Regions from separate parts of the Homo sapiens genome. Here all the other regions are linked to region 1. A link is a contact called in ENCODE Hi-C or POLR2A ChIA-PET data. All regions are on one chromosome and are shown on one strand. Each heading gives the region's core, a stretch centred on a gene start or an enhancer-like site at or near the end of the contact. The rest is flanking DNA. Distances are from core to core; before and after follow the strand shown. Region 1 holds the start of CSTF3 (cleavage stimulation factor subunit 3). Region 2 holds the start of NAT10 (N-acetyltransferase 10). Region 3 holds the start of CAPRIN1 (cell cycle associated protein 1).

Evidence for each region. A loop is a pair of places that touch in the nucleus more often than their neighbours do. ChIA-PET counts read pairs that join two places held with the same protein, here RNA polymerase II (POLR2A). Pooled maps may share reads with other maps.
Region 2: a map of ascending aorta shows a loop between it and region 1 (12-fold over the local background). The contact joins the promoter of NAT10 here to the promoter of CSTF3 in region 1. A Hi-C loop is called at or near these places in 1 of 168 maps with a recorded cell type or tissue (ascending aorta) and 13 of 50 pooled maps. POLR2A ChIA-PET finds 5 or more read pairs at or near these places in 1 of 52 experiments (activated naive CD4-positive, alpha-beta T cell).
Region 3: a loop to region 1 is called in a map of B cell, with 8 times the contacts of the local background. The contact joins the promoter of CAPRIN1 here to the promoter of CSTF3 in region 1. A Hi-C loop is called at or near these places in 7 of 168 maps with a recorded cell type or tissue (B cell, CD8-positive, alpha-beta T cell, chondrocyte and 4 more), 3 of 37 single-sample maps with no recorded cell type and 21 of 50 pooled maps. POLR2A ChIA-PET finds 5 or more read pairs at or near these places in 1 of 52 experiments (activated CD4-positive, alpha-beta T cell).

The regions. Positions count from the first base shown.
Region 1 is chr11:33,159,783-33,163,265 of GRCh38, reverse strand. CSTF3 (cleavage stimulation factor subunit 3) reads left to right here and starts at 1,786. Exons shown (of 21, transcript NM_001326.3): 1 at 1,786-1,967. The coding sequence starts at 1,941. CSTF3-DT (CSTF3 divergent transcript) reads right to left here and starts at 1,609. Exons shown (of 4, transcript NR_034027.1): 1 at 1,485-1,609. RefSeq lists enhancers at 1,402-1,821, 2,557-3,424.
Region 2 is chr11:34,103,642-34,107,124 of GRCh38, reverse strand. NAT10 (N-acetyltransferase 10) reads right to left here and starts at 1,496. Exons shown (of 29, transcript NM_024662.3): 1 at 1,333-1,496. RefSeq lists an enhancer at 1,284-1,743.
Region 3 is chr11:34,050,216-34,053,698 of GRCh38, reverse strand. It overlaps CAPRIN1 (cell cycle associated protein 1), which reads right to left and starts at 1,968. Exons shown (of 19, transcript NM_005898.5): 1 at 1,828-1,968; 2 at 1,063-1,278. The coding sequence starts at 1,278. LOC101929918 (a long non-coding RNA gene) reads left to right here and starts at 372. Exons shown (of 3, transcript XR_931177.3): 1 at 372-1,380; 2 at 2,666-3,028. RefSeq lists enhancers at 95-374, 405-474, 545-614, 685-754 and silencers at 1,365-1,664, 1,705-2,254, 2,114-2,313.

The DNA.
Region 1 (3,483 bases), core at 537-3,036:
GTATTTCAGATTTTGGATTTTCAGATTAGGATGCTAAAGTGGTAAGTATATATACGTAAAACACTTTCATATTCTGCTTTTCTTCATTTAATACGGTGGTTGCCTTTCTGTCAGTCATCGTACATTAGCATCAGTTTGCTGTGTGATATTCCATTGCAGAGATAAATCTTGTGATATTTTTAACCAGTCCTCCATTGCTGGATGGTGCAATGAACATCTGTTAATACATATCTTTTGCTCATGTGTCTGATTATTTTAAGGGTAAGATTTCAGCCTGTGGAAAGGGAGTAAGTGTAAGTTTGAGCAGAGGAAAGGAGACCTAAAAGAATAAGGCGAGTCTGGGAACAGTTCACTAGGTTATTTTAGGGCATTGGACCCCCGTAGGCGAGAAATGCTTGCAGACATCTAACGATGACGCTTAAATGGAAGAGCAGTTTGAGAAGATTTAGTATCATTTAATTTTTTATTTTTTATTTTTTTTGAGACGGAGTCTCGCTCTGTAGTCCAGGCTGGAATCTCGGCTCACTGCAACCTCCGCCTCGCGGGTTCAAGCGATTCTCCTGCTTAAGCTTCCCGAGTAACTGGGACTACAGGCGCAAACCACCACGCCCGGCTACTTTTTTTGTATTTTTGGTAGAGACGAGATTTCACCAAGTTGGCCAGGTTGGTCCTGAATTCCTGACTTTATTTATTTATTTTCTGAGACGGAGTCTCGCTCTGCCGCCCAGGCTGGAGTGCAGTGGCGCGATCTCGGCTCACTGCAAGCTCCGCCTCCCAGGTTCACGCCAGTCTCCTGCCTCAGCATCCGGAGTAGCTGGGACTACAGGCGCCCGCCACCACGCCCGGCTAATTTTTTTTTGTGTGTGTGTGTATTTTTAGTAGAGACGGGGTTTTACCGTATTAGCCAGGATGGTCTCATCTCCTGACCTTGTGATCCGCCCGCCTCAGCCTCCCAAAGTGCTGCGATTACAGGCGTGAGCCACCGCACCTGGCCTAGAACTCCTGACTTTAAATGATCCATCCGTTTTGGCCTCCCAAACTGCTGGGATTACAGGCGTGGGCCACCGCGCCCAGTCAATCTCATTTAATCTTAATGCCAGGTACTGTTCTAACACTTTTCTATGTATAATTTATTTCACTTGCAGGTACTATTATTATTCCCATCTATAGGCCAGAAAGCTGAGGTACGAAGTTTAATTACCAGAGTTACTTATCTTCGTTAAAATCCAAGCAGTCTGGGCTACAAACAATTATACCTACTTTGCAGTCAAGGAACCAAGCTGAGATGTTGAGCTGAAAACCCAGGTCTCAGACTTCAAAGCTTTCTACACAAGAGTCGACGGTGGCAGTAAAAATTAATGGGGGCTTGATCTATCCCTCCCACCCCCAAGAAAAGTAAAAAGCAGGAGCTGGGACCAGAGAAAACCTCCACGGAGTCCTTATCCCCTAAATATAAGAGGCATTTAACGTTTAGCATTGCTGACCTGCAATCAGGCTTCAACTGTGAGTAGCCAGGCTCTAAAGCTTGATAACTGAATTCCAAAAAGCGCGCGAGCCTCCAGGCGAAACAGCTTCCCGCCTTCCAGCCGGTTGGAGCCGGCTCAGCAACAGCCTCTCCAAGCCAGGGTAGTGACGTCAGCCCAGGAATTGGGCCCGCCCCGGGATCTCGCTGCTTTCTGCACGCTCGGAATAACCAGAGTCGCGAAATTAGCCCCGCCCACTGCCCCGGAAGTTAATGCGGAAGCCACACACCTCCTCCTCGGCCGGCAGGGGCGCAGCCATTTTAATTCATATTTGAGTGGGCGGTGGCGATTGGTGTTGGCGGTCTGGCTCAGCTGGGCAGGGGGTAACTTTACTGATTTGGGGGTGGTTTTTAGTTTAATTTTTCTTTTCTAGCTTCCCATCGACGGTCAGTGCGCACGTTGTAATCAGCTGAGGCCATGTCAGGAGACGGAGCCACGGAGCAGGTGAGGAAGGAGAGTGGTGGGGCCTCGTGGCGACCTCTTCTCCACGTCTGTTCCTCCGACTGCTCCAGACATGTTCGGCTGAGGAAGGAATTGGGTCTAGTGAACCCGGGGGACAGGGTATATAGAAGAGTGGTGGGAATGGGGAGCAAGATCTAAGATTTAATTTTTTTTTTTTTACTTCTCTCTCTTAGGCATGAATACGAGTAAATACTTGATTTAGACAATAGCGGTAGGCTGCTTCGTCCTATTTAGATTCATGGGACTACTCCAGATGGGATGCTTTCCTTTGATATCGTTTTGGTATTAGAGTGGATAGGAATTATTTTAACGTGCACCCGACGTTTTAGAAAAACTTGACAGTGTTTCTTTTACCCCGCCAAATATACTGTACCCAGAAATAGGTTACTAGTTTGAGAAATATTTGAGACAAAGCTAATCTGGAGAATTAAGACTTAATGAGAGCGAGTGAAGAAAGAAGCAAGTTATGCTGAGGTTTTGGGAATTTTGTGGCTTTCTTTCGTTTTCTTTTCTTTTAGCCACATTTCGTTTTCATTTTTCCAGCTACATAAACATTGCAGGTATAAGTTGAAAATGAGAAGTCTGTTTTGGCCACTGTAAATAAAAGCATCTGTTTTAATAGTAAATATGAGTGACAACTAAATATTTTAAAATTCACACTTTTAGGTTAGATCAGTGTGATTTGTTTCTTTTGCTCTTTGTATTCAGAATTTTGTAGGATAGTATTTACCTTTTAGTGTGAAAGAGGAAGCTAAATAGTTATGAAAAATGCCATTAAATGTGTTTTTCGATCTAAGTCCTGGTGTGTTTAGATAAATACAGTTTCTAAAATGGAGGCTAGGTAGCCTGCAGTCTCAATTTCCTGAAATTTCCCATTGCCATAGCAACGACATGCACTTAGGTTTTCGTTTTTCAGGTTCCCTAGCTTATAACGTGGAAGATGTTATTGGAGGTTGGCAGAGATGAGGCAAAATAGGAGCGTTCTATTGCATAGTCTGTAAGACTGTAGATTTCATTATGTCGGCAGTTTGATTAAATTGTTTTGTGTTTGCCCGAGGACTGGTTTCAGTCCAGAAATCTTCGCACTATTTACATTTTACATAGTGTTAGCATGCCCAAGCATGCAAAGTCTTAAAATTACTGTATCAAAACTGTTTACCCCTTTTCTGATCTAGTATTTGTTATCTGAAAGTGAAGGACTAATGAACTGAGGTTTCATTGAAAGTTTTCGAAATTCATTGTTAATTCTTAGAATTTATCTAAAATTACAAAGACACGGAAATGTTACCATGACCTCTTGAATGTTTTAGAACTGTGGTGTTTCAGTGGGACAGATGGTGGTGAAAATTTATAGAAAAATAATTTCTCCCAAAGGTTTTATTGTGCAAAGTTTAGAACATAGAGAAAAGTTGAAAGAAAAGTGCAGTGAACACCTGTAGGACAACTCTTCGCCTGGAATCAACAGCTGAAAGCCTTGCCATATTTGCTTTATCTCCCC
Region 2 (3,483 bases), core at 247-2,746, 940 kb before region 1:
TAGGCGGAAGTTGCAGTGAGCCGAGATGGTGTGCCATTGCACTCCAGCCTAGGCGACAGAGTGAGACTCCGTCTCAAAAAAAAAAAAAAAAAAGTTCTGTGATTACCTACAGTAAAATACTGCATCATCCCAATAAATACATCAAAAAAACCATCAGAAATATCACTGTAAAAGTAACATGCTACTTAGATGTAAAAGTGACATGCTACTTAGAAACTCTGGTACCTACTGCATTATAAACATAAAGCTCATTTACTGAAACTTACCATACCTTAACTGTCCCTTCTAACCTTCCAATCCAAACAGATTTTAGCATATGTCTTACTATAAAACACTAAGTCACTGTCAAGGACCCCAATTTATACGTAAAGGAGAAAGTATAAAGAATTCAAATATCCCGAGGCAGAAAAACGACAGACAGAATTCACACTCAAGTCTTCCTGACTCCAAAGCCTGAGCTCTTCCCAGTTCGCCAATCTTCCCAACTTGTAAACCTTGTGTTGCCGGCCACATAAAGATCCCGCAAAAATCAATCAACAACTAATTAATGGGGGCTGCCTTTTGCTCTAGCTACTGTGGGAGCCCCAGAAGTAGTACCACAAGGCCCTTGACTTCAAGCTTGCATTCTTCTTGAAGAAGGTATTTAAGAGAATGAGATGAGGAACAAGAACACAGGTAAAATTAGATGTAAAAAAAAAAAAAATAGCTATACTGAGGGACCGGTCAGATGAAGGAAGGGCTGAGATTACTATGGGCTGAAGCTGTCATGGAAGGCCTGGATGGGGAAGGCCTTGAAGGAGATGATTATTTTTCGCTCACTCATTCGTCTATCTACACATAACATCTATGTGGCAGGCACCATTTTAGGTGCACTGGCAAACAAAACCAAGTCCTGAATGTGACTGCTGAATAAAGAGTATAAAGGAATGTGCACAGTGAAGGATTTAAGAACGTGGAAGGATCTGGAATCAGATTACCCTAAGTATAATGCCCAGACCTGCAGCCAGGCACTGCGGGCAAGCTCCACGGAAAACAACTGTTGTCACCCACCCATTCACCCCGACTCCCCAGTTACAGGCACTACTTAGAGGTGGTTATCGAGCCACGCAAATCCCCGAGGACGCTCGAGAAGCACGCGCCGAGAGCGGCTGCGTATTGGAGAGGTGATTCTGTTATCTTGGAGCGCCCCAAAAGAGGGGTGGAGGACAAACGGCGTAGGCCAGGTATCCGTCCGGATGCAGAGCCTTCATCCTGAGGCCGGTCCCCTCTCGACCCAGGAAGAACACAGACACCGATCTTGGCATCCATACCCGGCCCTCCCGCGTTGGGTACCTGCGCCCCGAGCCCGGGGGATCCCAGCCAGTGGAGAAGGGGAAGCACGTGGGAGCACGGAACAACTCCGAAAGAGAAGGCACAGCTGACTGCCCCTAGCGTATGCCTGGTGTCCGGGTCACGTAGTAAGCCTGGCTCCGCGGCACGCGTCCCTCTCAGGAACTGGTAGACAGCACGTGCGCAAGCGCATTAAAGTCGCAGAGATGGCGAGCGAGAAGGGACCTTCCTCAAGGCTGTCGCTGAGTAATGACGTAAGCCACCAGAAGCGGAGCTGAGGCCTAGATGTCCACTGCGGTTGCGCATTTTAGTCCCACTGCTCGCGGTAGCTGGGTGTTGGCTGCGGTTTGCCTCTTCACTCTTCATATCCCAGCTAAAGTACCTCGGCTAAGAAGGGCAAAATAGATGTCCGCACCCCAGGGCCTGCCCACGTAGGTCCAGGGTTTTCAGCGTCAGCCTGGTTACGCGAAACGCGACGGATCCAACGATTTGTGTTCAATTTAACCGATCCCCGTTAAGTTGAGGAAACTCGGCCAACAGACCTATTTTATTGGTTTCGCTTGGCCCTCCACCCCCACAGTACTGATCTTACAGATGGGAATCCTGTAATCTACCCATGACTGCGGCCGCTGTACTTTGCAGGCTCCCATTAGGCCTGTATATGGTCGTCAAATGAAATTACTCCCCCTGGGCTTCCAGTGAACTCCAAGAACATGACTACAGGGACAACCTATACATAGTGTTGCATTCTTGACTTTGGGGCAGATCGCTGAACTTCAAAAAACATTATCAACTGCTTGATGTTTCCTCCTGGATACCGCAAATGTCTGAATCCAAACCCCTTCCCCAGATACACTTTTAATGTCATCAGCAGCACTACCCATTTAATCCAACATCCATCATGAAATTTTTTAGTTCATTCAGCAAAATGTGAATATGCCCACGCACTATTCTGCTCACAAGGGATAGTGTCCAAAATGTTCCTGCCCCTCGTGGTTAATTCTAGGTTAAGTTTTAAATGCTATTAAGCAGAAGTATCCAGTGAGTAAAGTGACTAAGGATACTATTTTAGAAACGAACACTGAAGGCCTCTGACGGGGTGACACTGGATGGAACAAGGACCTGAAATTTAGAAAGAATGAGCCCTGAGAATATGAGTGAAAAACTTCCCCGTGCCAAAGATGTACATACAAAAGCTCCAAGATGGGGGAGTCCTGGCAAAGCAGTCAGTGTGGCCAAAGCAGTGGGCAAGTGAAGGACCAGATTTAGAATTTAATTCTAGTCATGATGAGAAACCACTGGAGTTTGTGGGGGACAGGGAAATGAGAAAATCTGCTTTGCCCTCTTAAAAGGCTTCCTGTTATGCAAAAACTAAATCACAGGAAGGCAAAAGTAGAAAAAGGAGAACAATTATAAGCTATTGTAGTCACCTGTGCTAGGATGGTAGTTGTGGTAGTAGTTAGAAGTATAAGATAACTCTGGATATTCAAGTTAGAACCACGTGGACTCACTTAAGGATTAGATGCAGGTTATAAAAGTACATTGAAGATGGCACCCAAAACATTTGCTCTGAGCAACTGGATGAATGAACAACTGGTGTTGGGTAATCAAGGAGTTGACTTGGAATATTGAGAAATTCATATCAAGATGTTGAATATGAGTTTTGAGAGGTTTGGGGCCTAGAAATATTCAGGACTAAAATGCTGATCATATTCAAAATCATGGGATTGGATCAGATCACCCAGGGAAGAACACAGCTAGAGATGAAGTCTGACATCCAAGACCTGGAGAAATCAGCAAAGGATACTGAGTAGTGACCAGTGAGATAGGGAATCCATAGAATCCATTCACTACCACCACCCCATCCGCACCTTAAGTTGGAATCCATTTCTCACATGGGCCACTCCAACAAGCCTCCTTACCATCTCTTGGTCCATATATGTTGTTCATTGCATTGAATGTTCTTTAAATGGTAACTTTATTAAGTGAGCCACCAACCCCACCCCAAACAATACAGCCTTTTTTTTTTTTTTTTTTTTTTTTTTTTTTTTTTTTTTTTTGTGAGACGAAGTCTCGCTCTGTCGCCCAGGCTGGAATGCAGTGGCGCGATCTCTGCTCACTGCAACCTTCACTTCCCGGGTTCAAGCGATTCTT
Region 3 (3,483 bases), core at 719-3,218, 890 kb before region 1:
AAGGCTGACTTGCAGATGAAGATATACCTCAGTAGTTTGATCTACAAGGACTAAATATTGAATCCAAAAAATCGTGGGTGTGGCTCGATTTTTTTTTTTTTTAGAGGGGGGCCTAAGGAGGCCAGTCGGGGCGGCTGCCTGGTCTCTGCCCTCCCCCTCTGCTTTCGCTTTGTGCTCACAATGCAGCTCCAGTAAAGCGCTTCCCTCTCCCCGCAGCCGCCGCCATGTTAGACGCTCTCTCCATGTGCCCCGAGTCCCAGCCATCCTCTCCAGTCTCCCCAGGACCCAGCCCCCAACGAATCTAAATCGTGGCAGTCCCCCGCCCCTTCACAGTCCCCTAGGAACAAAAAGTCGCTGCAGAAAATCATCTCGCGATTGAGCTGAGCCTGAGGCTCGGGGGGACACCTAAACAATTGAAACAAAGAGGGAAACGCAGGGGAGCCCATCGCATGGGCGCGGGGGTAGCAAATCGAAGACCCATTCAAAATGGGCCTGCCGGAAAGGCAGTTCTACCTTAAGATTCTAAACACACTTCTCTCCTACGGAAGAAGAGGGGACGCTCGACAGGTCTCGAGTGCATGGTAACCGAGCGGACAGACCCCAAGGCTGCAGGACGCAGGCCGCCCCAACTCCACGAGGCGGTCGGTTGAACCCGGAGCCCCCCGCGCAGGGACCTCTTCATTTTGGGCCCTCGTCAGAGAAATCGGGCCTCAGAGACGGAAAGAAGGGCACCATACAGTGAAGTCCTGACGACAGGCCCCCACCCTCACATGTCCCACTCCTAAAGGCCAAAAAGCCGGACCCACAGCGGAAGAGTAATAAAGAGGCCTGGGGTACAGTGCCGCGTCCGAGTCAGGTGACAAGTGCCTCTTCCAAGAGCCCGTTTTCTGGGCACGAAGCTCCCGCTGAACGTGGAGACGGGGCGTGTGGGCCAGGGGGTGGGAGGAGGGGACCTAGTAACGCTCCCGAGACGAAAAGAAGCGAAGGCTCCAGCGACCAGGGTCGGAGGGGCCGCAGAGCCCGGCCGCAGCCACCCCTCCCTTCCCCGCCAACTCCTGGCACCTTTTTCTTCTCCAGGTTCCGAAGTTTCTTGTCGATCACCCCGAGAATCTGCTTCATGGCCTCGGTCTGGACAGCGCCGGTGCCGGTTGCGGGGTGCTGAGAAGCCGGCGCGGCGGCCCCGGCTCCCGCGGCCGCCTCACTCCCGGAGGAACCCGACGGCGGTGGCGGTCCGGACGACTTGCTGCCGCTCCCGCTGTGGCTGGTGGCCGAGGGCATCTTCAGACCGCAAGGAGAGAGAAGAAAAAGCGGGAGGAAGGACAAGAGCGGCCAGTCAGGAGACGGACGGGGCGAGACGCGGGACAAAACGCGCAGCGAGCGGTAGCCTACGCGAGCGGGTGGGGGAGGGGGCGCGGCGCGCCTCGAGGGCAGGAAGAGTGCGCGGGCGCGCGCGCGACCCGCCAGCGGGGCGCCCGGCTGGGCCTCGCACCGCCCCCCGACCCGCCCCTCCCCCGCGGAGCCGCCGGCTCGGCCTACCAGCCCGGGGGCTCCGAGGCTCGCGCCGGAGGCGGGGCATCGCCGCGCCGGCCGCCAACGGCCACTGCAACGGTCCCTACCGGGGAGGGCCGGCTTTTGCCGGCTTCCGGAGAAGGGAGGAAAGAGAGAGGTCGGGGCTTGGGGGCAGAGAAGGGCATGGGAAATGACCGGGGTGGGGTGGGGGGACTTGGGGGCAAGCCCCTCGGAAGCTCCAGCGGGTCCGGAGATAAAGGACACCCGGGCGCAGCGGCCCTCTTCCCCTGCAGCGGCTCGGTCCCGGGTGGCGCTCACCGTGCGCGCGCGGAGGCCGCTGGAAATCACGAGTGGGCAGCTGAGGGGGCAAGGGTGGTGGTCCCTTCCGGGCAGTGTCGCGCGCTCCGTGGGCGCAGGCCGCTTCGCCCTGTCCCGCTGCACCGAGAGCCGCTCCTAGTGAGGCGAGAGCCGGGAGCGGGAGGGACTTAGCCAGCCAGCAGCCCTCTGGGTCGCGAGGGGCGGGAGAAGCGGAGAGCGGGGGCCTTCGCGGCCGCTCGGGCTGCCCGGCGCGAACGCCTGCCCGGAAGAGGCCGCCCGCTAGCTTCTCCGCCGTCCCCCGGCCCCGGCGCTGTGGGGCGCCTCCTGGACGCAGGTGGGGATGGCCCCGGCAAGGCCGAAGGAAAGGCCCCTTGAGTTTTGAGAGCAATCGACGCTAGGGTCCTTCAGGCGAAATCGTTTGACGCCCAAACGGGGACAATAGGTGTCAAGCAGCTGGCTCTGGAGCTGGCAACTGCCCCTTGAAGAGCCCTTATTTGGGGTGGGGGTGGGGGTTGGGGGGCAAAGGTTTCTGCAAGTAAGGGGTGCGTGGGGTGGGTGGTGCGATCCCAGCTTCTAGAATTCCTTCTGTATGCAGAGCGAGCAAACTCCATACCCCAAAACGTCTTTTGAAAAAAAGACAACTCGCCGCTTCCCCACCAAACAATCACCCAGTAACCTAGGAGTTCTCTGTAGAACGTGTCGGACACGGTCATGGTTGGTGGCTTTTTAAATCCTAAAGCTCTGGCCTCACAAAGAGTCTTCAGCTACCCTATGATGTTATACATCCAGTAGGCCTGAGTATTACGAATTATTAGACTTTTGTTTCCTTTTTTTTTAGGTTTACCTAACACTGTAAAGAGAACGTTCAATGAAATACAAAGAAAAAGATGATTTTTTTGCTCCAAGAGAATTATTCCAGCCTTGGGGTGGAGTGGGTGTGGACAGTGAGCAGAAAAACAAGAAACCAAGTTCTGGGAGGAAATAAAATGAATATAATCAGTGGAAAATTCAGCAACGCAATATTGTGTGACAACAGTAAATGACCAATTTATAATTTAAATTCTATGAAAAAGAGATTTAGAAGAGAGTTCTACCAAACCCACTGTTCCCTAGGGAATAAAATGAGTAACGCTGACTGGCAACAGTGCATCCTGAGGGAGCCTGGAGAAACAACAGCAGCCTCCGACCTCAAGATATCCTGGTTAGCTGCAAAGTCTGTTATATATTCATTCAAATATTTATTAAGCACCTTACTGTGTGCTGGGAACTCTTAAGTGCTAGGGATTATGAACAAAACATATTTACATGGAGCTTACAATCTAAGTAAGGGGAAGACAAGTAAATACATGTCAGATAGTGAAATGGTAGAGAAAAGAAAAAACGGTGGTCAGGGAAAGCCTTACTGACATTTGAGCTAGTACTGAAGGAAGTGAGGAAGAAGGCTAAGCAGCTACCTTGGAGGAGGAATTTTCCAGGTAGAGGAAACACCAAGTACTAAGATCTGAGACGGAGTGTGCTTTTTGGGTTCAAGGAACAGCACGGAAACCATAGTGGCAAGAGCAGAGAGTAGGAGATGAGGTCAAACATATTAAAGGGGGCTGGTCTTGTAGGGCCTGAAAGACCACGGTAAGGACTTTGGCTTTTGCTGCATTAGAT